Regions from separate parts of the Mus musculus genome. Here all the other regions are linked to region 4. A link is a loop called in an ENCODE intact Hi-C map of the cell type or tissue named here. Cell type or tissue: heart. All regions are shown on one strand.

Region 1 (4,000 bases), 260 kb before region 4:
CCATATGCAGACCATAATGTAAATCTCAAGATATTATAGTATGATGTAGCCTTAATAATACAGGGCTTTTAGGTATTATATATGCTTTTAATTAATCTATTTTAGTTATTTGTAAGTTTAATTTCTAATAATAATTGTGCTCTGCAGTTGGCTTATAGAATTCCCAGAAATTTAACAGCTGACTCTCATGAGTTGGCCCAAGCTATTGCCATAGTCATCTTACTGCTGACCAAACTTACCTTCTGATATGTGTGGCCAACATTATATAAGACATCAGTGATTTCTCTCTTTTACCATTTCTTCCCCCCAAATTTCCTTCTTCATTTTCCTGTATCTCTATTTACCCTGTTTCCCACATACTGTCTCTTCAGTCCACTTCTACAGTATAATTAATTCACTTCTGAAATGCATAGCTCTTTTCCATTCTATTACTTCCTTCCCCCAAGTTATTCCTGCTTATTGAAGAAAGGTCCTAGGTGACTAGTATTTTGTGGAATAGAGTCTTTGCCAAGGTCTTGTAGAGAGGCAATCTTTGGTATGGAAAAAGAACACATATTCTTGGAGTTCTGGTGGAGAGTCAGAGTTAAAACAGTTTTTATCTAAATCATAAGGTAATTCTTGCATTGCTACTACTACAGTAACTTCTGTATAAGTAAGTAAAAGATGTGGGCAACTGAGACGTCCCACCATTTATAATTCTTTAGTTTTTTTTAAATCCTTATATTAAAAACCCATTTTTATGGATAATTAAGCAGTTTTTTTAATCACTATACATTTTTATTTGGGAGATCATCTATGCTTATAAGATAATGCCTAATATAGACTACCTTTCTCATTAGTTATTGTGAAATTATGGCCCTAAAAATGATCAAACTCAAGTATACACTTCTCATTAATGAAGAGAGGGAAATTTTTGTCTTTGTAAGGGCTGCACTGTTTCTTAGGCTTATGTTGCTGGAGATTGATGGCATAGGTGCAGTCTTTTCTTGTTGTTGGGTCTGACTAAAATAGTAATTGAGAATATCTTGACCATTATTTTTGTTATTCAGCTCATCTGTGTAGTTAGCAGTGTGGCAGACTTGTTAGCTGTTCAACCAGACTCGTCAACCTGTGTATTCTGAGAGTTGGGCCTAGTTTTGAACAACAGAGTGATCGATCAGAGCTTCTCTCACAGAGAGTAGAGATCAAGTAACCAGTCACCTGGATAAAAGTTCTGACGGAGATCTGAGACTCTTCTCCTACATACAACCAAGCCCGCGTGCTTGATCTTTCAGAGTCATCTCCAGTAACACTAGGTAACTCGTGAACTTCCATAAAATAGGAGTTCTATGCACCTGGGAAATGTGGAGTGTGTTTGCTCTCTGTTACTATTAGAGGGAATCAACTACATTTAGTTCCAAGTGCCTTTGGAACTCAGCCTTTGAATTGCCTTGAGGTTAGTAAAGCTTTGTTCTCTTCTCTTGGGTATAGGTTAAAAGTATGAAAACAATTCAGAATTTAGTAATTTTGTATTAATGCTTTGTTAAAAGGATGTCAGTTGCTTTTGTCAGCCACCTCTTGCCCTCATTGAAAGGAAGCCCCAAATTAACTAGTAAGGGCACAGACAGAACCTCAGCAAGAAGACCCTCCTCATGTGAGAGAAGTTCTGGGGTCTGAAAAGAAGGATTCTGTCTTAGAGTGCCAGTTTAGAAATCTAAGTTAGAAATTTCAGTTAGAAATGCGAGTGGACTTCCTCTCGTGTGAAGGTGTAGGCAAGCGTGTAAGTGTGGATGAATGGGCACAGCTGTGGCATGGAGTTACGTAACAAAGCAAGCTAGAGGCAGAGGGTGTGGGCCATAGGTCTTAGTTTCCAGCACATGAAGGAAAAGATGAAACTTCTCTGGTTTTATTTGTAGAACATGAGGGGTCTTCAGTACCTACAGAGAATGGACTGTTCTCATTGTGCCTCAGACATTCAAGCTGATTGGCTCATACTAAAGGATGACATTTCTCTGGTTTAAGCCTTTTAAAATCATTTCCAGAGAACGGCGTGTATGTAAGGCCAAACTACAATTTGGAGTAGTGATCAAAACTAATGATAATTCATTTCTGACCATAATAGCTCTGTGTTATGGTGCTTTGGAGTGTTCCAGTTATAGCCAAATAAGTTATGGCTTATTTGGGGTTATGGTTCATTCTGACTTATGTGTCGAATTCGGTGGACTTGAGCACTGGGTATAAAATAAAAACAACATTTATGCTCCAGGAAACACTTTGAACTCAGTCTATAAAGTCAACATGCTCTTAACATTTATTAAACTTAACCTTAGGTTTGATGATATAATTTTAAGTTTTCAGCATATATCAAAATGCTGCCTTCTCTACTGATTCTGGGTTTAGTAATGTGGCCACAGGGTGGCATGATTCCCTTACATACCTTGTTGTTGATTAAAATGAAAAAGATGAAGACATACAAATTAAATGATAATTCTTTCCCCAATTTTATGTTAAAATGTCCAGGTTTTTTTTTCCTAAATTGATGTTTCTGTACTTCATTATTAAGATTTGAAGAATATTAAATCTCAGTACCCTAAGCTTTGATGTGTTAAAGGTTTTTTCCCTGTTCTTGTTAGCTTATGGTTATAGCACAAATTATGTTTATATTTGAGAAGAATGCTAATTAGGGCTGCATGTCACAGTGTATATTTAACTACAAGCTTTAGCTTTTTTTTTTAAAGCCAACTTATAAAAACTGATAGAGTATTTGAAACTGGCAGACAAAGATGTTTGTCATCCTCAATAGTTGTGAAGTTGTTTGCATAGTTACTGGCATGACACTTACCTCGTTTTAAAGGCTTCCTGGAAGGCTGAGTGAAGGAGGAGAACAGGGATGTCAGATGATCGAGAGGCACAGGCTATTCAAAGTGACCTTTTATTTAAATAGATGGGAAGTCCACTCTGCTCATGAGTTTCATATAGCAACTCTAAAGGCAGAAGGGTTGTTTCCATTTATACAAGTCCAGGAAAGTTAAGTTTGATGGATCTAAGTCAATCTTTGTAGGTGGAGTTTGAATGCACACGTTACCATTTCAAAGCAGATCTATATACCCTCACCTTTGTTGGGAAATGGATAGACTTAGTAGTAATTTATGAGATGTAAAATTTAGCAGGCTCCCAATAGGAACCTTACTAATACAGACTTGTGGACTCTTTTCCAGGGCGATTGTGTTGTTACAGTATTGCTTGCTGAAGAGGACAAAGTTGAAGATGATGCTATTTTTTACTTGATATTTTCTGGCTCTACCCTCTATCACTGCACAAGTACCCGGAAAGTCAGTTCTGATACGTTGGAGACAATTGCTCCTGGTAAGTATCTAAATGGTGTCTTTTCTAGCCTTCATCAATTATTTGTAATTTTGCTCTTTATTTTGAGACCAAGTTTGGTAGCAAACAGCTAAACCTGGGCGTGAAACTCTGTTTCTTACCTCAGCCTCCTGAGTGCTGGGATTGCTGGCCTATATAATATACTGGGCTTCTTTATTCTTGGTGGGGACGGGGACACACGCACACATATTTGGTTAGTATAGAGTAATAGAAGGAGCAAAGCAGAGTGCTCACCTAACAGCTGTTGTTAGATCTTTAAGTATATTGCTAGTGCTTTTGTTTGCTCCACACACGTATGAACCTACCTAGAAGTAAAGTGACATTACAAATTGAAGGGTATCAGTATTAGGATCAGCAAAAAAAAAAAAAAAAAAAAAAAGGAACAAACCCACTAATTTGTTAGAGCTTGAGAAAACTGAGAGCTACATGGGAGGTATACATTCTCATGTGATTATCATGATGATGCTTCAGAATTTATTTTATTGTGAGTTTCACAGTGACAAAACCAAAACAGAAAACCTAATTAATAATACATACCTCATGTCTGGGGTGCACAGTGTCTTTGTTAATCCTGAGATTTGAAAGAGAAAGACTAATTCTACCATTATTCTTTAAGGAGAAATAATGAAGCTATCAA
Region 2 (4,000 bases), 53 kb after region 4:
TCCTCTTGGAACTGACCTCTCCCCCCCCCCCCGCCCTCGTGACTTTTGTTGAGTCCTTTATAGTTCAACAAGCAGAAAGTCTGCCTGTGATCTCAGAGGAAATAAAAGCCCCTTCATCTGTGTGTGTGCTCGATTTGATAGAAGCTCCCTCAATGGGGTCATGTGGGACCACACAGGTCTCATGACAGAATAGCAATACTTGCAAATAGAGAGCCCATAAACTAGAGCTATGTAACCTAACAAACCTGGGTTGGAGTTGGAGGCCTGCATCTCATACTCTGGAGGTGTGGGTTGCTTGTCCACGGTTTCATTGAGTGCAGCTTGGATGCCATGAGGTGATGTTGTAGCCAGTCCCTTCTCTTAGAGACAAGGTCATAGGGACAGGGTAGGGCACCAATGGTACCCAAGGTCTCTGCCTTCTTCCTGCTCCTCAGAAAGACAGTAATTGTGGCTGTGTGGTAAAACACAGAGCACAGGAAGTGGTTCCCAGAGACCTTCAGTCTCATCCTTGGTCCTCCTTGAAGAAGCTCGGCAGCTCTGGGCAGGATGTCTGAGCTGCTACAACACACAGTGCAGCATCTTACAGAACAAGAGATGTGAGGATGATGAAACCATGATGGGATGCAGGAGTGCAAGCCTAAGGAACCACAGTGATGCCCAGAGGTTGAAGAGCCACAGGCACCCTCAGAACATCACACGCCAGCATCAGTGACACAGAAAGTCCCCATCCTGCCCAGCTTCAGAGCTGTACTGTGTTCCTACTGTGACCCTCAGCGACCTGGCTGTCCCCAAGGCCTGAGGTTTCCTGAAGGGATAGCAACAGACCAGGTTTTAGGTCTTTCCACTCTTATCTGCCTGTGACTCTGGGCTTAGTCACTCATTTGTTTGTGAGATGGATCCATCTATGCTGCACAGGCAGGCCTTTCAGCCCTGGGCTCAAGGGCTCCTCTTACCTCAGCCTTCCAAGTAGCTGAGATGCCTGACATCTGCCAGGGCTTCTCCATTTGACTCTCCTCTGAGTCCTTCAGGTCTGAAAGGCTCCTGGGACAGAGTGGGCTGTTCACACCTCCTGGACAGTGAGAGCCAGGAGACATGGGTTAACTTCCATGAACTCGAAGGTAAATGGAAACCGACATTGGGAAGTGGGCCTTAACAGTGGGACGCTTGGGAATATCTGTGCTGCTGAGGGTTGCGGAGCAACTGGGTCTGTGGAGAAACTCCTAGGTATGGAGCAGCCCCTGGTTCCACATTCCTATCACTTGTCCTGCCCCACCCCGATCAGCAGCAAAAACACTGATGCCTGTCCTGTCTGCACCAAGCTACATGCTGTCTGAGGGGCTCACGCTGTCCAGCAGAGATGATGGTGGGTCAGAGGAATATAAAACGCATTTGTTCCCCTTCACAAGCTTAAAATTGCATGAAGAGATCGCTTGATACTTTCAATGCAATGAAAATCAGGGTAAGAGAATTTGGAGCAAGGTTCTCAGACAGACCCTGAGCTCTGTAAGGAGGCGATCCCTGGCTGCGGCAGAAAGGCTTGTGTGATCTGAGGTGGCAGAGACGGAGAAGATCAACCACAGCAGTGGAAGCAGCTGGGAATGCAGCTGCCATCCCCAGGAAAGTGCAGTTTGTTGAAAGCTGCTCCATCTGTCTGCAGAGCCTGGGGCACTAAGTGGAGCCACGCCCAAGGAAGGCCGGAGTGAGGAGCGAGGCGATGCTGCCCCCTACAGGTCAGCCTAGAACTGTCACAGTCTTGGAGGCTTGATGCAGGGCATCATTCCCTTGTCTGTGCTCATGTTAGTGGATGTTATGTGTCACTCCCCAGGAGCTGTCCTCCTTGCTCTTTAAGACAGGATCTCTCACGGGCCTGGGGCTCACTAATTAAGCTAATCTCATCTTGTGGGCGAACCTCAGGTATCCATCTGTCTCTACCTTCTGAGCCAAAGGGTATCACCACCAAGCCCAATTTTCATACAGATTCTGAGGCGTAAACTTTTCTGCTCGCAAGGCAAGCATTCGCCAAGAGAGCTGCTCCCCTGCCCAGTTTCCTGTCTTTGACAGTTAGAATGTGGCTTTATGAGAGAAATGTCTTGTTCTTAGTAAAGTGTGGTTAAAATAGTTAAACACAAAGAGATGTTATAGTATACTAAAAAGGTTTGCACGAACAATTACATATCTTTGACCCAAGCATGGTGGCCCACACTTATAATCCTAGGACTTAAGAAGAAGAAAGAAGGTTACCATGACAAAAAGCAGGGATACATCACAAAACACTGTCTCATAAAAGAAAAAAGTAAATATAAGAAAAATGACCTGTTTCATGTTTGAGCAGGCAAACTTGCAGCCCTTAACCTGCAACAGCGTTTCAGCCTCTGCGGTCTGAGTCAGCACCCACTGTCTGGCGGAGCGAGTGTCAGTCTTCTTTCACCACCCTCATTTCCTGGTTTAGTTTTAGAGTCAGTCTGAAAACAGAGCCGCAGTTGGAAGGGGCACACATGTCATCACAGACTGAGATTATCCAAGCAGGGGTTCCCCGGTTTTCAGACACTAGAGCAGCTTTCAGGGCTGCTAACATTTTTCCTGATCCTTTGTCCCATGAGCAAAGGGACTCAGGGTGACCTGGGCAGAGGTGAAACCTGATGGGTGTGTCCTGTGGCTCCATGCAGCATCCCTAAGTATACAGTTCACTGGTCTCTTCAGATGTAGATAGAGCAGAATTTAAAATTATAACCATTCAAATCCCATCTTACAGACAAGCAGTCCTGTAAAATGTCCTGTTTGTGTAGCTGTAGCCTGACAGTCTCACAGAACACACTTAGAAAGTCGAACCACAGGTGCCATGAGATTGACATCGGGTGTCTTAGCCACACTCCATTTCCTTTTGGGGCAGTCTGTGTTCATCAGGTATATTGGCCTGTAGTTTTCTTTCGCTTTTGATGTTCTATCTTTACCTGGTTTGGGTAGTAGATGTTTGGGAGGTCTCTCTCTCTCTCTCTCTCTCTCTCTTTCATTCTTTCTTTCTTTTGGTTAGTTGGACCACAGACCTGTCTGTCTTCTTTATTTTCTCAGAAAACAGGTTTTAGATTCCTTGATTTTGTTTGTTTGTTTGTTCCTATGTCATCAGTCCCATCTCTGGTTATTGTGTTTTTTTTTTGTTTTTTTTTTTTTTTTGTTTTTTTTTGCCATTTCTCGCCTTTGACTGGGTTTGTATTTGGTTTGTTCTTATTTTTTTCAATTTTTTTAGTTGTTTCATTTGTCACTTATTTTTACTCTTCCTAATTTCTTTTTTTAAAAACATATTCACCTAGAGTTATAAATTTCCCCCAGGACGGTGCTCAGTCCTAGAGGCTTGCTTGTGGTATGTTTTCATTTGAATTTAGTTCCAAGGAAATTTTCACTTTTTTTTCTTTATTTCTTCTTTTACCCATCCATCGTTTAGTAATGAACTGTTCATTCTGCATGAGTTCTTGTCGATTTTATTGTGTGTCAACACGTTTTATTGCCTTGTGGTCAGGTGAGCTACACGGCGTCGTCGCAATCTTTCTGAGTCTGTGAAGATTAGTTTGTGTCCCAGGATGTGATCTGTCCTAGCTTCAGTGTACTCCTGGGCATTGTTTGGTATTTGGGTGGAGTATTCTGTAGGCATCTGTTAAGTCCAGTCGTTGTATGGTGTCAATTAATTCTGATGTTTTTCTGTTTATTTTTTTGTCTAGATGACCAGTCTACTGGAAAAGTGGGGTATTAAAAACACCTACTATTAAAGGATTGAAGTTAATCTGTGTCTTTAAATCTGGCAGTAATTTTTTTAGTGAAGTTGTGTGCCCCTGAGTTTAGATAGTAATATATTTTTGAAAACGGTTCCCTTGATGAATGAAGTGCCCCTCTTTGTTTCTTCTGATTAATGTTAATTTGAAGTCTATTTTTGTCAGATATTGGTATACCGATGCCTGCTTGTGTCCTGGCCCCATTTGATTGGAGTCTTTTGTTCATCCTTTTATTC
Region 3 (4,000 bases), 190 kb before region 4:
CTATAAGTTTCAGTGTCTCTGGTTTTATGTGAAGTTCCTTGATCTACTTAGATTTGACCTTAGTACAAGGAGATAAGTATGGATCGATTCGCATTCTTCTACATGATAACAACCAGTTGTGCCAGCACCAATTGTTGAAAATGCTGTCTTTCTTCCACTGGATGGTTTTAGCTCCCTTGTCGAAGATCAAGTGACCATAGGTGTGTGGGTTCACCACTGCTCCTTTGATCTGCTGTCTTTCCTCTGCCTGCTATAGCAGCTTTGCACTTAGCATTCCTAGCCCTAGTGTATCACTGTGTATGCAAACAGCAAAACAAAAACAGAACTGTTGTGCAATGCATTGGAAAGGACTAAAGTGTGGAGAAAGCATGCCCTTCTTATTATTAACACCTTAGAGGGGAAACAGAATGGAAGTATATTGTTTGTGCTTGTTTTGTTGGAATAAAAGTTCTTAGTTACTGAAGCCAGATGTCTTCATCTGAGAAGAAATTCTTGTCACCATCACCACTGAGATGGGTGGGGGTAAGAGGTGGAAAGAATAGGTTTTGCTTTGTTTTGGCCAGTGCAAGACTGCCCTTGTGTGATACTCTCTTGATCAGGCCTCAAAGGAACACTGCTGGAAAATTAAAAAGTAGCAGTAAATAGTTGAGATCACAAATTCACAAATGTCTGTTACCATACCTGGCCACCTTATTGGTCTTTCTTGGAACAAACATACACACACACACACACACACACACACACACACACATACACACACACAGAGAGGGAGGGAGACGGAGGGGAGACAGAGAGAGAGAGAGAGAGAGAGAGAGAGAGTGATTGATTGATTGATTGATTGATTGATTTCTTAGTGAACAAGAGACATAGCCAAGCATTCTACCAGTATCATCTTGCTTCAGGAAACTTGTTCTACAGACTAAACTATCAGGTTTTCCCATTGAAATTCTGTTATTCTCTTTTTCTTCCCTCTTCTCTCTCTCCCTCCTTTTTTCTCTCCTTCCTGACTTTTTCCTCTCGTTATCTCTTCCCTTTCTTTCATTCTTCCCTTTTTTCCTTCATTTTTTTTCTTCTTTTTAAAAATTTTTAAGGCACGCTGATCTTGAACTCCTGCTCCTCCAGTCTGCAGCTCCTCAATGCTGGCATTACAGACCTCTGCAACCAAGCCTGGCGGGATTTCTTCCCTCTTTATATCAGATAGCTAGTGGGGAGATTTGACATTTGTGGTCTTGTTCTAGAAGACTTAATATCTAAGAAAAGAATGTTTATCCATGAAGAGACTTTTCTGTGAAGCCATCCATCTTTTGTTCTTATTTCACTTGTTGCTATTATTAAACAATTTGCTGCTTCAAGCTGAATGTTGTATGTGGTGGTTCCCCCTCCTTGCAAAGGCAGTAAAGAGTTCAAGCAAAGGTGTTTCCTGACGCTTGCTACTAACTTCCCTATTTTACTGATTGTCCCTCCTTGAACCTTGAGTCTGTGTCCAGTGAAATGCCGAGAGGAAAGAGTAGGGCTCCTCTCATTGCCTAAACGCTGACATCTGACATTTAAAAGGAACTCCTGGGTGGAGATGTTGGCTTTGCAGCCCTTCTTTCCCTATGCACATCTCACATCTCATTGGAAGGAAACTTTGTTCTAATCAGACAAGTGTTCCTTAAGTAGATGCTAATCAAATTTTCATCAATGAATGTGCGATATTCTGGTGAGTGTAAACGTTTTAGCATAGTAAAACCTTTGCTTTCCATCTCATCGGAAGACTAAAGGTGAAAAATAAGAATCTGCAATAATAATGGTTTTTAGAAAATGTATCAATTCTCTTTACTTTGCTATTCATTCGTCCACATATAATGAACTTTTATGTAACAAGGTGTTCAACAACAAATCTCAGTATCCAAATAATAGGATGTAGTAATAGAGCAAGAAAGAACTTGGGGTGGGCCCAGCTTCAAACCACTTTTTTTGTACATTCCAGAACTCCACATCCAGATCATCAGATTAATACTTTCCAGTTTGCTCAGGATCGCAGAGAGTGGCTCACCTAGGAGAACCGCCCCTTGGTTTTTACCTCAGTTGTCCCATGTTCCCTGCCTAGCTGAATTGATCCTTGTGGGTTAAGCATTACTCTTTTATGTTCATTCTCTTTGAGCTTGGAGGGAGGAGGGGTTTGGCTGCCTAAGAGCCACAAGGTTTTCTGGCCCTTAGTGTCAGAATTTCCACCAGGTGGCGCCCTAATTCAGAAGCCTGGCAATAAACTTCTGTGAGCTTCTATTTTAACTGGAACCAAAGAACCACACAGCATCAGTCCCTAAGATCTAAACAATTTGGGTAAAGTATTAAATCAAGAAAATTTTAACTCCTGAGTAGAAATGTAGTAAAGTGTGTGAAAATTCGTAGTAGACTCTTGTGCTGGAATACTTGGTACATCTCAGGCCTATGACATGATAATCTGAGTGCTTGTTACTTCTATTGAAGGGGTTGGTGCTCCTTGTCATAGATAGAGAGTGGGCTATCGATCACAGAGAGAGAGAGCTGATACTGTAAATAACCCCTATTTCACATGCTTATGAAAAATCTGTGTGTTTTCTTGCAAGTTCCTAAACTTGAAGGAACAAAGAAATGCACTTAAAATCTCCTTCAAATCTGTAGCTTTCAGCTAGAGTTTAGATGGGAAATGATTGGTTGCTGTGTTTCAAAATCCTAACAGAATAGCTGTTCAGTGGTTCCAGATGTTTTTGATAAAAACTTGGAACTGTAGCATCAGCAGTAAGAGCACAGACTACAGATTCTGTCTTCCATGGGGGAGTGCTGGGCACATCCAAAGGGGAAAGCAAACAGACTTTCTGCCCCACCCACAGCATTTTTGCCCCACCCAGAGCATTTGTTCTCTGAGAAGAAACAGATTAGCAAGGACAGTTTTAAATTGTCCTTAATATGCTTGTATGTGTAGAAAAGAGAAAAATCTAGATTTCTAGAACAACAAAAAAAAAACAGACAAAAAAGGCTAATATATTTATTTCAAACAGTCCTCTGGTGTCATTCAGAAAATTATAATGGTTTTGAAACATTTCTCTGATTATGTAAAGTTTCCAAGGACAAAGTCCATGGGTTTTATTTCTTTGTTTGCCTCTTCTGCAGGGCATAGAATGTCTATTGAATGGATATGGATCATCTTTAGTTTGATCGAGTTGGTACAGAAAGACTTTACAGTGACCAGAGCATCTCTGGTTCTCTAGAGAGATGCTTGGGAACTTGCAAGCAGGAAACATTTGATTCTAATTAGAACAGAAGGGAGAGGCAGTGAGGAGCAAACCATTTGAGAACAGAGGGGAGACAGCTTTGTGTTCATTGGGAAGAGGGGATTCTAAATTATAGCTTGGTGAAAGTTGATCCATAAAATATAATAGGCAGCCAGATTTTTTGTACACTTAAGCCTGCCCCTCCTGGACCTTTGGACCTATGCCCTTAAACCACATGATATCAAAGTTCTTGTATGCTCCTGCACAGAGTCCCGTGCTTTTTTGGTTAGCTTAAGCAAGAATTTTATTTACAACTTCATCTCTTCAATTGTCTTGTGTCTACTGTGTCTAGCATCCTCTGTACTGAAAAGCATCATGTGCTTACTGTCTACGGTGCCGGTGTGAGCGAGGCTTGCTCTCTAGAGCACCAGAAAGAGGACATTGTCCACCTTCATGCTTTTAATGGACCTGTGGTGGGATCAGGATGAGGCTTGTGTTAGAGGGAGCTGAGACAGTGGTGTTTGGGTAGACAGATGGGTAAGTGAAGAACTGGCCACCTTACCTGGGTTTGCTCCGTTGCTTTCTCCTAAGCAGACTAGCCTCCTTAAACACCTGGCCTGAGGAAATGGTGACTCATTAGACCTTCGTTACCCTTTCACAGCTTCAAAAAGAAAACACCTTTCACCAACTTTGCTTGCATTATTGAGAGAAACTGTAGTATTTAGTCCCTTCACTTCCTTTCTGTTGTGGTGTTTAAGGTTGTA
Region 4 (4,000 bases):
GGACGAAGTGAGCAGAGGTCCTGAGTTCAATTCCCAGCAACCACATGATGGCTCACAACCATCTGTACAGCTACTCATATACATAAAATAAATAAATCAGTCTTAAAAAAAAGTATGTCAGTCCAGCACTCAAGAGGTGGAAGCAAGAAGATCAGATATATCACATTTAGGTTTGGCTGGGCAGTGGTGGCGCACGCCTTTAATCCCAGCACTTGGGAGGCAGAGGCAGGCGGATTTCTGAGTTCGAGCCCAGCCTGGTCTACAGAGTGTGTTCCAGGATAGCCAGGGCTACACAGAGAATTCCTGTCTCAAAAACAAAACAAAAAACAAAACAACAAACAAACAAAAACCTAAACAACCCCCAACCCCCAAATCAGAAAACAGGTATCTAAATTGTTATGCCCAGTTCATGAGAATCTCAGGAGACTGCCAGGAATTGCAAGTCCAAGAGAGAGTCTTTAGTATATGAGTCTGACCCAGATTGCAAGCCTTTCCTGGTTAGGAGTGTGATGATCCAGTCTAGGGGCTTGAGAAGCTTGATAAACACACACACACACACACACACACACACACACACACACACACACAACATACACACACACACACACACACACACACACACCGTACACACACACCATACACACACACACACACACACACACACACACACACACACACACACACACACATATATGTATGCATAAGCTGGGATTATCAAGCTTTGGTGTTACATGACATGATTGGGGAGGCGGTGAAGGAATGCTATCTTTCAAACCTGATAACATTTGTTTAGACAGCAGGGTGGACTGCGCAGCTGGACAGGGGCCTTCCTGACCTGGGAAAAAGAAACTCACTCCATTATCAGAGGCTGGTGCATTTTTGCAAACTGGTCTCAGCTGTCTGGGAACACTTAATTGCCTCTTTCTCATAGTCCAAGAGTGGGCTTTTTATCACTTCAAGGATATTGGCTCCTGCTTCCTTCAAGGGCAGGAGCCATCTGTACCACAGAAATGCTGATTTTTACTCACGGGAGGGAAGGGGGTGCTGTCATGAAAGAGGGATTGTAATATTCGGGGACCAGGCCGTGCTCCCATTTGTCGGCCCTCTCCAAGGGCCCGAGGCATCTATGCTGGGAAAAAGGTGTGTTTGTGTGTGTGTGTGTGTGTGTGTGTGTGTGTGTGTTTGTGTGGAGGGGAAGTAGTGCTAACTGCTCTGTCTCCATGCAGGGACAGGAGAGTACTGGATTTCATGAGCAGAAATGGGTGTATGTGTGTGTCTCTGTGTCTCTTTAAAATCAAATAACGTGTCCCAATTTGCAATCATAAATTCTTATCAATTTTCAAAATTAAAATAAAATTGAACATTAATCCTCTTACAAGTCAAGAACCTAGTGTGGTCCAGTAAATAGAATACTAACAACAAGAACAAGAAGAGGCAAGCCAAGGATGACTCAGCAGGTCAAGGCACCTGCCACCAAGTCAGATAAGCTGAGGTTCAAGGCCAGGATTCCCTTGGTAGAAGGAGAGAACCAGTTCCCTCAAGTTGTCCTCTATCTTCTACATATGTTTGTGACTCATGCACAATGATACTTAGTAACATTTAAAAACAAAGGGGGGGGGGGCAGGGCTGGAGAGATGCCTTAGCAGTTAAGAGCACTGGCTGCTCTTCCAGAGGTCCTGAGTTCAATTTCAAACAACCACGTGGTGGCTCACAACCATCTGTCCTGGGATCTGATGCCCTCTTCTGGTGTGTCTGAAGATAGTTACAGTGTACTCATATACATAAAATAAATGAACAAAACCAAACCAATCCACTTGTCTTAGAACCTAAAGTAACTTCTAAATGACTCGGATCCTCCGCACCTCAAAATTCAAGAGGAGAGGCCATGCGTGCACGGTCCAGAGCAGCCTGCAGGAGAAAATGGTATCTGTTCTCACCCGCTGTTCTGCAGTATCTCAGCAGCTCTCTCATGGACTTTGTGCCCTCCAGGATCAAAATGGTAAAAGGCTGCTACTTCCTGTTCCCCCGCCAGAGGGCAGTGAATGAAGAGAAACCGTAAGCCATGGAGCCCTTAGTGAAGAGAGTGCCTGGTAAAATGGCTCAACGGGGAAAGGTGCTCACCTCGCAAGCTGAGTGAACGGGCCTCCATCCCTGGAACTCACAGAAAGAGGGAAAGCAAGCAAGCAAGCAAGCAAGCAAGCAAGCAAGCAAGCAAGCAAGCAAGAACCCCCGCAGAGTTTCCTCTCATCTCTGCACGCACACCATGGGATGAGTGCCCACACATGAGGGAATCATGCACACACAGAGAACAATGTTTGGTTAATTAATAATTTAAAGTAGTTTCTTCACTGAAATTAAGACTCAGATTTTGGCAGTGTTTTGCAAGGTATGGAGCCTGGAAGAGAGACAGCTGTGAAGGACAGTCCCAACAAAGAGCATGATGTTCACCAGGACATGCTAGAAAGATGTCAGGCCCGGCTCAGAAATGCTTGGTACAAAATGGAGAGTGATTCGAAGTAGAAACTGTTAAAAAAAATGGTTTTCCTTTTTTTGTTTTGTTTTGTTTTTTCAAGACAGGGTTTCTCTGTGTAGCCCTGGTTGTCCTGGAACTCACCAGGCTGGCCTTGAACTCTGAAATCCTCCTGCCTTTGCCTCCCAAGTCCTGGGATTAAAGGCGTGCGTCACCACTGGCTGGCAAAATATTTTCAATAAGTAGAAAGAGCGTCCTCTGGCCACTTTCCCTCACTACACACAGACCTGAGGAAGTCACTTCTCTGGGCAAGCAGCTGAATAACATGACTCTTTTGAGCAGTGGTGGCTCAAACATTTTTTTTTTTAAGATTTATTTATTTATTATATGTAAGTACACTGTAGCTGTCTTCAAACACTCCAGAAGAGGGAGTCAGATCTCGTTACGGATGGTTGTGAGCCACCATGTGGTTGCTGGGATTTGAACTCCGGACCAGCAGTCGGGTGCTCTTACCCGCTGAGCCATCTCTCGAGCCCCATGGTTCAAATTTTTAATCTCAGCACTTGGGAGGCAGAGGCAGGCGGATCTCTGAGTTTGAGGTCAGCCTGGTCTATAGCGTGAGTTCCAGGACAGCCAAGGCTACACAGAACCCAGTCTCGAAAAATAAAAACAAACAAACGGTAGAGAATTGTTGGTGTGATAAAGGAAAATAGAAAGCAAGAACCATCTGTGTGTTCTTCACAAGAAACACTCCTTATATGTAAAGACAAGTGGAAATCAGTGGGTGGGAGGGCTTGAAGGAGTAGCTCAGGGTAGAGGGCTTTCCTAGCAAGAGCAATATGGGCTTAATTCTCAGTGTTTCTGGGAAGGAAGAAAGGAGTGGGGAAGGGAAAAAAGAGGAATGGAGGGAGAGCAAATGATCAAATGGATAGAATAGCTAGGTTTTGTGGCATATGCCTACAGTCCCAACTACCAGGGAGGCTGAGGTAGGAAGACCACTTGAGCCCATCAAGTTAAAGACCAAACTAGGAGAGATGGTGAAATCCCACATTAGAAAAGGAGAAAGCTGGCTGGGCGTGGTGGCACACACCTTTAATCCCAGCACTCGGGAGGCAGAGGCAGGCGGATTTCTGAGTTCAAGGCCAGCCTGGTCAACAGAGTGAGTTCCAGGACAGCCAGGGGTATACAGAGAAGCCCTGTCCCGAAAAACAAAAAAACCCAAACAAACAAAAAAAAAAAAAACAAAAAAAAAAAAAAAAAAAAAGAAAGAAAGAAAAGGAGAAAGCCGGGCTGGAGATGGCTCAGCGATTAAGAGCAGTCAGGTGCTGAGTTCAAATCCCAGCAACCACATGGTGGCTCACAACCATCTGTAATGAGATCGGATGCCCTCTTCTGGTGTGTCTGAAGACAGCTACAGTGTACTTATATACAGTACATAAAGTAAATAAATAAATCCTTAAAAAAAGAGAAGAGAAGAGAAGAGAAGAGAAGAGAAGAGAAGAGAAGAGAAAAGAAAAGAAAAGAAAAGAA
Region 5 (4,000 bases), 460 kb before region 4:
AAGTTTTAATGAGCTGAAGAGATGGCTCAGTGGGTATAAGCTCTTGCCTCCCATCCTGAAATCTGAGTTCCTGGCCTGAACTCACATGGGAGGAGAGAACTGACTGCTGCAAGCTGCCCTCTGACCTCCGTAATCAAGGCTGTCTCACATGCATACACACACACACACACACACACACACACACACACACACATGTATACGCACACGTACGCATGCATATACACACGCACAACCACCCCCCAAATACATAAATGTAATTTTAATTATTAAAATGTTGAAGCTTGTGTTGAATCCTATAATAATGGGAATTTTAAAAAGACAAGACAGAAGGCTATATTGAACCTGACAAGAGCTGCCTGAGGAGTTGGGGCTCAGGACATGTGGGCGTTTGCTTATAAAGGGAGTTTCCAATGAGGCCCCATCGCTAATCAACTGCCCCTCCCAGTGTGGGGGCAGTGCGATTGGCTCGGCTGAAGATGCAAGGTATCCTTCATGTAAGTGGGTGTAACACTAAACAATGCTCTGTGTTGCTATGGGAACACACATATTTATGTAAACACACAGGAGTCTGGAAGCAACACTCCTCACTACAGCTGTCTTTTTGGAAAGACATTAAACTAATAAGGGAGATTTGTGGCTTGATCAGAATGTTTTTCTTAACAGTACCAAGTGTGAGTATTTGCATGACTTGAAGTTAAGTGAGAAAAGGTTAGTGTGCTGGCTTCCTTGCCTTTACTAAGTATGTTAACAAAAATGGCAGTGGCTGCAGATGAGCACCATTCTGTTTGCAACGGGCAGTAGTTAATGCTGAGACTCCTAACCAATCAAGTGACTTTTGAGCACTCACCCCTAAATGGAACATCTATATCACCCTTCCAAAGCTCATGAAACATTAAGGAAGACGGAGCAGAGATAATGTAAGAGCTACAGCCTGAAGGTGGGAGCGGGGTGCTATGAAATCCATGCTGTCTTCTGCACATAATTGCGGTACCTATGAAGTCCTGGCAACTGTGGCTATCTGCACAAGACAGGGCCCACTAACATTCCCTGTGGGTGGTGGGCGAGCTCATGAGGCCCCACCTCTCCCTGAGGAGCGATGGGCAGTAATGATTGCAGGGGTAGAAGTCACATTCCTCAGTGGTGTGGACAGTGGCAAGTTGTCCTTGCTCAAGCTAATAACTCCCCCAACCTTTCTCATTAAAGCAACCAAACTTAAACGCAGTAAGGAACAACCATGTTAAAACTTAAAAAGACATGGAAGTAGGAAGGGCACTTGCTGGGAAGAAGGGTGTTAACAAGAGGGTCAGGGAGAGAAGATAGGAAAACTGGGGAGGAGTTGGGAACATGGCTCGGGGAACACTGGCCTCAGAGACAGTGCTGGTGGTGCACACCCATGCAGGCAAAACACTCATACGTATGAAATAAAAATAGTAAGTGACTTTTTAAATGTCTCTCATTGTCCTGGCATTGACCTTGAAAGGCGTGTGGGAAATTGTGCTGCTAGGTCCACCCTACGCACCCCTACTCCCTGCCATCTGAGGGCTGAGGATCTTGGACCACAGCCTTCCTTCGTGCACTGAACAGCAGCTTGACTCACCTCTCTGGGACTCTTCCTTGCTTTTATTTTCTGCAATGCTTTGTGAGAAAAGTGTGTACCCCAGTGTCAAGGAAGCTTCTGGTGGGGCTCCGCTGCCAGCTCGTGGCTCCACTTCCTCAATCTCTGCGCTTCTGTTTCTCTTTTTTTTTTTTTAAACTCAAACCTGTGTGCTTCTGTGTCATTTATAAAATACTGTTTAAAATGTTTCAAGTGTAGCAACAGCTGCTACTATAAGGCTGTTACATTTAAAAAATACTAGGAACTATGTTAATCTTTGAAAACCCCAGAAGATCTGCTGGGAAAGGAAGGCAGGATGGTGTAAAGCCTGCCTCTCCAGCCTTTTCAGCGTATTGCTGTTGGATATATCACTGTCAGGGGCTTGCGACAAGCTCTTCCCTGGTTCTCCATGCTGTAGAGTGCCTGCCCCAGCAGATGGCAGAAGAGAACTGAGATGATGGAGAAGAAACCTGCCCAGGCGATTCACTCAGTCTGTGCTCTGAACACAGAACATCCTCATTCTAGTATATAATCTGAAACAGCCCTGCATAGTGATGTCATAGATTTACTAAATCGTATAAACACAGATGGGTCTGGAAGGTCTGTCAGTGACCGCTACAGTGAAATCAGTCTCTCCAGGGTTCCGGACACAGAAATGCCTACCCCAGTGTCCTCTGCCCGTAACCCCAGCTACTGTTCCCTCCTACCCTACCCTCCTTGTTAGGGTGACTAACTCGGTTTAATTTTCATGTCTCAAAGTAGATACCCAAAGGAAAACTACCTCTGATGGGACATGAAAGATTGAATTGGTATTTGCTTTCTTTTTTATTATATTTACCTCTCTCTCTCTTTCTCTCTCTCTCTCTCTCTCTCTCTCTCTCTCTGTGTGTGTGTGTGTGTGTGTGTGTGTGTGTGTGTGTGTGTTTCAAAGAAGCTAGAGTTACCTGCACAAAACCAAGCCAGTCACTAAGTACATGAATCCAAGAATGGGGTGGGCTCAGGCCCAGCACTAGCTGAGGAGATTTTGACAACTAAGGTAAGGGTTGTTACAGAAAGAGAAGTCATTTTTCCTCTGGCCCTTGCTGGGTTGCCCATATGCATACTGGTAAGACTAACTGGACTCAGTAGATTATTTAAAAGAAGGAGGAGGGGGAGGAGGAGGAGGAAGGGAAGGAGGAAGAAGAGTAGAGGGACATAAAGGGGAAGGACACGTGTGGGGGACTCTGGAGAAAGGAGTGGGGAGCAGGGCTATTATCAGACACATTGTCTAAATTATGAAATTGTCAAAGAACAAATAAAAATATATTTTTAATGAAACCACAGTCCCCGGATCTTGGCCCCTTGCTATCTATATCTGTGTGGAAGACATTTGGTCGGTTAAATCACCATCCGACTTGAAGGACTGGGCCAGGACGGGGGCACAGTTAGGAAGGAAGAGGAGGAGATGCAGCTGCTGTGAGAGTCACAGCCCTGTCTGCTGATTAGAGGATGTGGCTTTCTCACATGGACTCGCACAGCAGACAGGCTGCATGTGGTTTCCCAGGCCCACATGCTCTCTCTGCCCTTAAACAGGCTACCTCCTGGGGGCCCTCAGAGTCATCTACACCACGAACTGACAACATATGGGGCTTCTGTGAGGATTCCATGAGATCACAGATGGAAAGGGACCAGGCATGCAGTGACTCTGACTCCCATGCAACTGGGTGACAGGTGCAGGAAGATGTCATCGTTTTAGAATAACCATTAATCCAATTATTTTCTTTCCAATAATATGTAAAATATATAGTCATTGAGAAAATATATAGTCTGGAGAAACAGAGAAAATAAATGAAACTAAGATCATGTCATTCTGCTACCAGAAAGTAATAAACAGACTTGAAAAGACTTGAAGTCTGGCCATGTGATGCACTTAGGAAATTTGCATGAGTTTTCAAAAATTACTTCATCCCCAGTGTTTACTTTAGCTCTGTCATCAATAATTTGATCACCGAGCTTTGTGTCTAAAATCCAATTAAGTCTTCATTTCAGTTCCCCAGGTGTTTAGTTAGTAATAAATTCACATCATACTTAATAAGAAAAATATTTCAAATAGTTTCACACTTGGATGGATTTCCTAGGATCAGGATTGGGGAGCGCTGCCGTCAACATTAACTAGTCTTAATTAGTGGGAAACCTCACTTAGCCCCTGGAAATGTCATTTCCTCATCAATAAAGTGATGATGCTTATCTCCAATGAGACGTTGAGATTCTGAAAGGCAGTTCTCGCCATTATTACTCTGGCACAACTGGCATAAACTGAGGCTGTTCCAGGAACTTCTGGATATGGCCACCCCACCCATCTGAAAATGATCTGAACCAGATGATCTCAGAGGTTTCTTCCGGCCTCGTGTTGTCTCGCCCTGTAAC
Region 6 (4,000 bases), 89 kb before region 4:
ACAGATGAACTGTGAGGTGGCTCAGGGACAAGGGACGAACTGTTGGAGAAGTTCTCAGTTACCCACTAGTGTTTCATGTAGTCTTGTCTGCCTCCCATTGTGTAGATGACACAGTTGAAGCCCTCAAAGGCCAAACATCCCAGGGCTAAGTGTGTGTATGCTTATTAATGACTGAGCCAGAATCTTACCTGTTTTCTATTTGTTGTGAGACAAGTCTCGCTATGTAATCCTGGCTGGCCTTAATTCTGGGTCCTCCATCCTCAGCTCTAGAGTGCCAGCTAGTACTGCACTCCCTCTCATTCAAACAGCAGAGCCTGGTAGTCTTCTTGTCTTTACTATATATTAGTTGAATTTTTTAAAAACCTTCTTTGGTTAGAAATAAGACAGGAGTTAAGTGAACAGAGTTAGTGACACCATTCTGTTACACTGATGGATGGGAGAGGAGGGAAGATGGTTGACTTCAGACCCCCATTATATCAAGTCTACTAGCCTGTTGGATGACGAGGATAAAATCTTCCTTAAGATTTGTTGTGCAGTTGGCTAGATGATACACAAATGAGTGACAGAACACAGATTGATCTGTCTGGTGGGTCGCATATGATATGTGGCATCTGCCCTTTCTGCCTCTGTAAGTCTCACAGAACCTGCTGCATAAATCACATCTGGGAAAAAAAGTATCTTGCCTCCAAAGGACAGATACATGGAAAAGAACTTGATCTGTCTGCCAGGAGTGGTGGGTCTACGTGTCAATGGTAGGAGCTGAGACCTGAAAAGGGAATAGAGTGCTGCACTCTTAATGTAACTGTTTTCAAGTATTGAACCCTTTCAGGAGAATTGCTTGAGGAAGTAGAGGTGCTTCTGGACCACTCGGGAAATCTCTAGGATAAGTTAGTGAGAGATGAGTAGGTAACCAGACAGGCGAAGAAATAAGGTTGTTAATCAAAATGCTACGGCCAGCCTCAACCAGAGATGCCTGTTGGCAAAGAACACTGGTGAATGCAGAGATGCATGGCTGTTCAATGTGGAGAGAATAAGTTAGTGACAATTGAGTGTTCAACCCTGAGCACAGCATTTATACCTCTCCCTCTGAGGCTCTGGGAGCATGGTGGAAGAAGAGCTAGAAAAGAAATGTAAGAGCTTCAAGACAGGGAGAAGCACTAGGAATGTTGGTTTCTGGACATGGCACAGTGGTTACAGTCAGTACTCCACAGCAGCTGTGGCTGCCTTCAGTGGGGCCCAAGAGTAAATCAGGGATAGGGGCTCTACCCTTCCCTGCTGATGGAATTGGGAGGAAGGGCAGTTGTGGTCTTAAGGCCCATTGAGGAGCTCATCAGACTCACAAAGGTGATCTTAGTTAAACTCAGAATAAAACAGCAAGTCATGAATGTAGGAAAATTACCTGGGATCAGATACTAGAGGTAGGAAAGAAATTCGGGTAAAAGAATACACTTTAGACATGTATGAAATTGCCAAAGAACAAATTAAAAATACCAACTAGGCAGCTGGATGTGAGTGATGGGACAGGATAGACAAAGATACCGGTTTACCAAGCTGGGGATCCTGGAAGATAGAGTGCTAAGGAAGAAACCGTAAACTAGAGGTCAGTCAGCGGGAAGACTCATTTCTGCTATCCTGATAGCACCCTCTTGGTTGAGATACTCATGTGATAGTGACACAGTGGTCTGACGTTCAGAAAATAATGTAGGTTTAAGGGTGCTTGCTGAGGATAATCAGCATACGGGAGGCAGTTGACAGAGAGTGTGAGCCCCAGGAAGAAAGTGTGTAGGGCATATAGAGGGCAGTCAGCAGTGCCACTCCATTGCAGATGGAGGACCCATAAAATGCCCGGTGAAGAAACTGATATCCTCAGGGCAGCACAGGTAGAGTGTTTCAGAAAGAGGAAATAAATATCCATGTGGGAAAAGACCTAAAATAAGGGTCTGTAATTAAGGTGGTTGCAGGAACGTGGCATCAGTGCCAGACTGTGGTAAAGACAGCCACAGTCAAGAAGGGAGCAGAGACAACGTGCAGAGCAGTTACATCAGAAGTGCTGCTGCTGCTTCACAAAGTACAGAAGCAACCCTGTGCTCAGGATGGGAGGCATCTCCTGTCATGGCCCTTCCCTTAACTGCCACAAGGTGGTGCTCATCTCCCGGTCATCTCGTGGTCCACAGCTCCATAGAGTTTAAGTGGTTTCTCCATTTGCCCTGCAGAACAGCTTCAGCAGAAGGACCAGCAGATCCTCCTCTTGCTGGAAGAGAAGGAGATGATTTTCCGGGACATGACTGAGTGCAGCACTCCCTTGCCAGAGGATTGCTCCCCAACGCACAGCCCGAGAGTGCTCTTCCGCTCCAACACAGAGGAGGCTCTCAAAGGAGGACCGCTGATGAAAAGTGCAATAAATGAAGGTAATTTACACACAGTATCGGCCCCTCCTGTGTGTACACTAATGTCCTCTGCCAGTTCCTGCCATTAATAACTAAAGCACCAGTATAAAAAACTGCCCAGTGTCAGTATAGTAACTATCCCTTAGTTATAGTAAATATCCCTTATAAGCACTATGCAGGCTAAGAAATAAAATGTGGCAGATACCCTGAAAGCCTTTGCATGTCCCCGTCATATCTAACTTCCTCCTAACAGGTGCAGCTTCCCTAAAGTGCATTAATAATCACTTAAGTATTTTCCCCTTCTTTCTGGTTTTATTTTTAAGTTATGTTAATGTATTTACTGTACGTGGGGTGGGGGGGAATCCACACTGTGACATGGACATAAAGGTTAGAGGACAGCTTGGAGAGTCCGTTCTCTCTACCATGTACGGCTCAGAGATCAAACTTAGGTCATCAGGCGTGGCCCCATGGTGAACATCAGGCATGGTCCCATGGTGAATGCCTTGACCTGCCATCTCAGTTAGGGTTATTATTGCTATGAGGAAACACCATGACCAAAAGCAAGTTGGGGAAGAGAGGGTTTATTTGGCTCACACCTCCACATCACTGTTCATCATCATGGGAGGGCAGGAGCCTGGAGGCAGGAGCTGACTCAGAAGCCACGGAGGGATGCTGCTTGCTGGCTTGCTGGCTGGCCCACAGCCCCATCTTACGGAGGCATTTTCTCAATTGAGGTTCCCTTCTCTCAGATAAGTTTAGTTTGTGTCAAGTTGGCATAAAAGTACCCTTGCGTGCCTGCTGAGCCATCCTACAAGCCTGCATCCCCTTGCTCGCCCTGTACTTTATCCTTGGAGTAGCTGAGCTTTTTGAACCATGAGTTGGAGTTTCCATATGGTACCTTCTGTCCTCTAGATCTTGCAGTCACCGCTGCTTGCGTTACTCATAATGTGTGCTCCTGTGGTACTGGTTCTTTCCCAGGGAAATATCAGGTCCTAGGTAGCCCTGTTTCTGTGGAATAGGAACCGTGGGATGGATAGAAGGCTGAATGCCGGGGGGAGGGGGGGTCTTCTTTGTGTGCCAGTCCTCTGCTAGTACCTGCACTACGTTGTACACATGTCATGAGGCTGCAGTTGTAGCTCAGAGATAGAGCTCTGCATGCAAGAGGGGCCTTGTGATCAGTCACCAGCCCCAAAATAAACTTACTATGGATTCATGGGTTCTAGATCTCTGAGCAGTTCCCAACCTCATTTAAAGCTAGTGTCCTCCACTGGCCACAGTGCAGAGCTTGCTTCCAGGAGTTAAGGAATTCATTCCTTCAAGATTTCTGGTCTCTTAGTGAAAAATATTTTAAGATCGAAATCTAGGTACCAGGGATATAGTATATATAGTAGTTGCTGTGAGGTTTTAAACATTACTGTGTTGTCCTTTTCAGTGGATGGAGCTAATCAAATTACAAATTACAGGTTGCCTTTTTTATTTTAAAACCTTATCACTTACAAATGTCTGTCTGTTTTCCACATTGAGTATTCTTTCTCAAGGATACCCTATTCTATATTCTATTATAGAATTAGAATAACCTCTATTGGGTCGATAAGATGGCTTAGTTTAGGTGA

What was found. Peaks named below come from ENCODE experiments on the same cell type or tissue, not always from the same donor. Only the 100,000 strongest peaks of a DNase experiment are listed, where the experiment ranks them.
Region 1: a loop joins it to region 4, with 2.3 times the contacts of the local background. A loop is called at or near these places in 2 of 42 quality-filtered maps.
Region 2: it touches region 4 in a loop (7-fold over the local background); 23 of 42 quality-filtered maps call a loop at or near these places.
Region 3: a loop joins it to region 4, with 1.9 times the contacts of the local background. A loop is called at or near these places in 2 of 42 quality-filtered maps.
Region 5: a loop joins it to region 4, with 2.5 times the contacts of the local background. A loop is called at or near these places in 5 of 42 quality-filtered maps.
Region 6: a loop joins it to region 4, with 4 times the contacts of the local background. A loop is called at or near these places in 26 of 42 quality-filtered maps.

What each region holds. Positions count from the first base shown.
Region 1 is chr7:75,566,687-75,570,686 of GRCm38, forward strand. Akap13 (A kinase (PRKA) anchor protein 13) reads left to right here. Exons shown (of 37, transcript NM_029332.1): 3 at 3,198-3,345. Among named protein-coding and RNA genes, the nearest start is that of Akap13, 110 kb to the left of the region's middle. In heart, a CTCF peak has its summit at 2,387 (motif pointing right); no DNase peak of the experiment used is centred here.
Region 2 is chr7:75,879,162-75,883,161 of GRCm38, forward strand. No RefSeq gene overlaps it. Among named protein-coding and RNA genes, the nearest start is that of Klhl25, 33 kb to the left of the region's middle. In heart, a CTCF peak has its summit at 1,721 (motif pointing left); a DNase peak (open chromatin) is centred at 1,680.
Region 3 is chr7:75,637,506-75,641,505 of GRCm38, forward strand. The region is part of intron 8 of Akap13 (A kinase (PRKA) anchor protein 13); the gene reads left to right. Among named protein-coding and RNA genes, the nearest start is that of AU020206, 140 kb to the right of the region's middle. In heart, a CTCF peak has its summit at 2,219 (motif pointing right); DNase peaks (open chromatin) are centred at 2,196 and 2,846.
Region 4 is chr7:75,826,067-75,830,066 of GRCm38, forward strand. All of the region lies in intron 1 of Gm51489 (a long non-coding RNA gene), which reads left to right. Among named protein-coding and RNA genes, the nearest start is that of Gm51489, 5.5 kb to the left of the region's middle. In heart, a CTCF peak has its summit at 2,017 (motif pointing right); no DNase peak of the experiment used is centred here; H3K27ac peaks cover 1,230 bases.
Region 5 is chr7:75,369,073-75,373,072 of GRCm38, forward strand. No RefSeq gene overlaps it. Among named protein-coding and RNA genes, the nearest start is that of Sv2b, 62 kb to the left of the region's middle. In heart, a CTCF peak has its summit at 2,020 (motif pointing right); DNase peaks (open chromatin) are centred at 2,019 and 3,079; H3K27ac peaks cover 755 bases.
Region 6 is chr7:75,737,153-75,741,152 of GRCm38, forward strand. Akap13 (A kinase (PRKA) anchor protein 13) reads left to right here. Exons shown (of 37, transcript NM_029332.1): 30 at 2,214-2,408. Among named protein-coding and RNA genes, the nearest start is that of AU020206, 43 kb to the right of the region's middle. In heart, a CTCF peak has its summit at 2,127 (motif pointing right); a DNase peak (open chromatin) is centred at 2,129.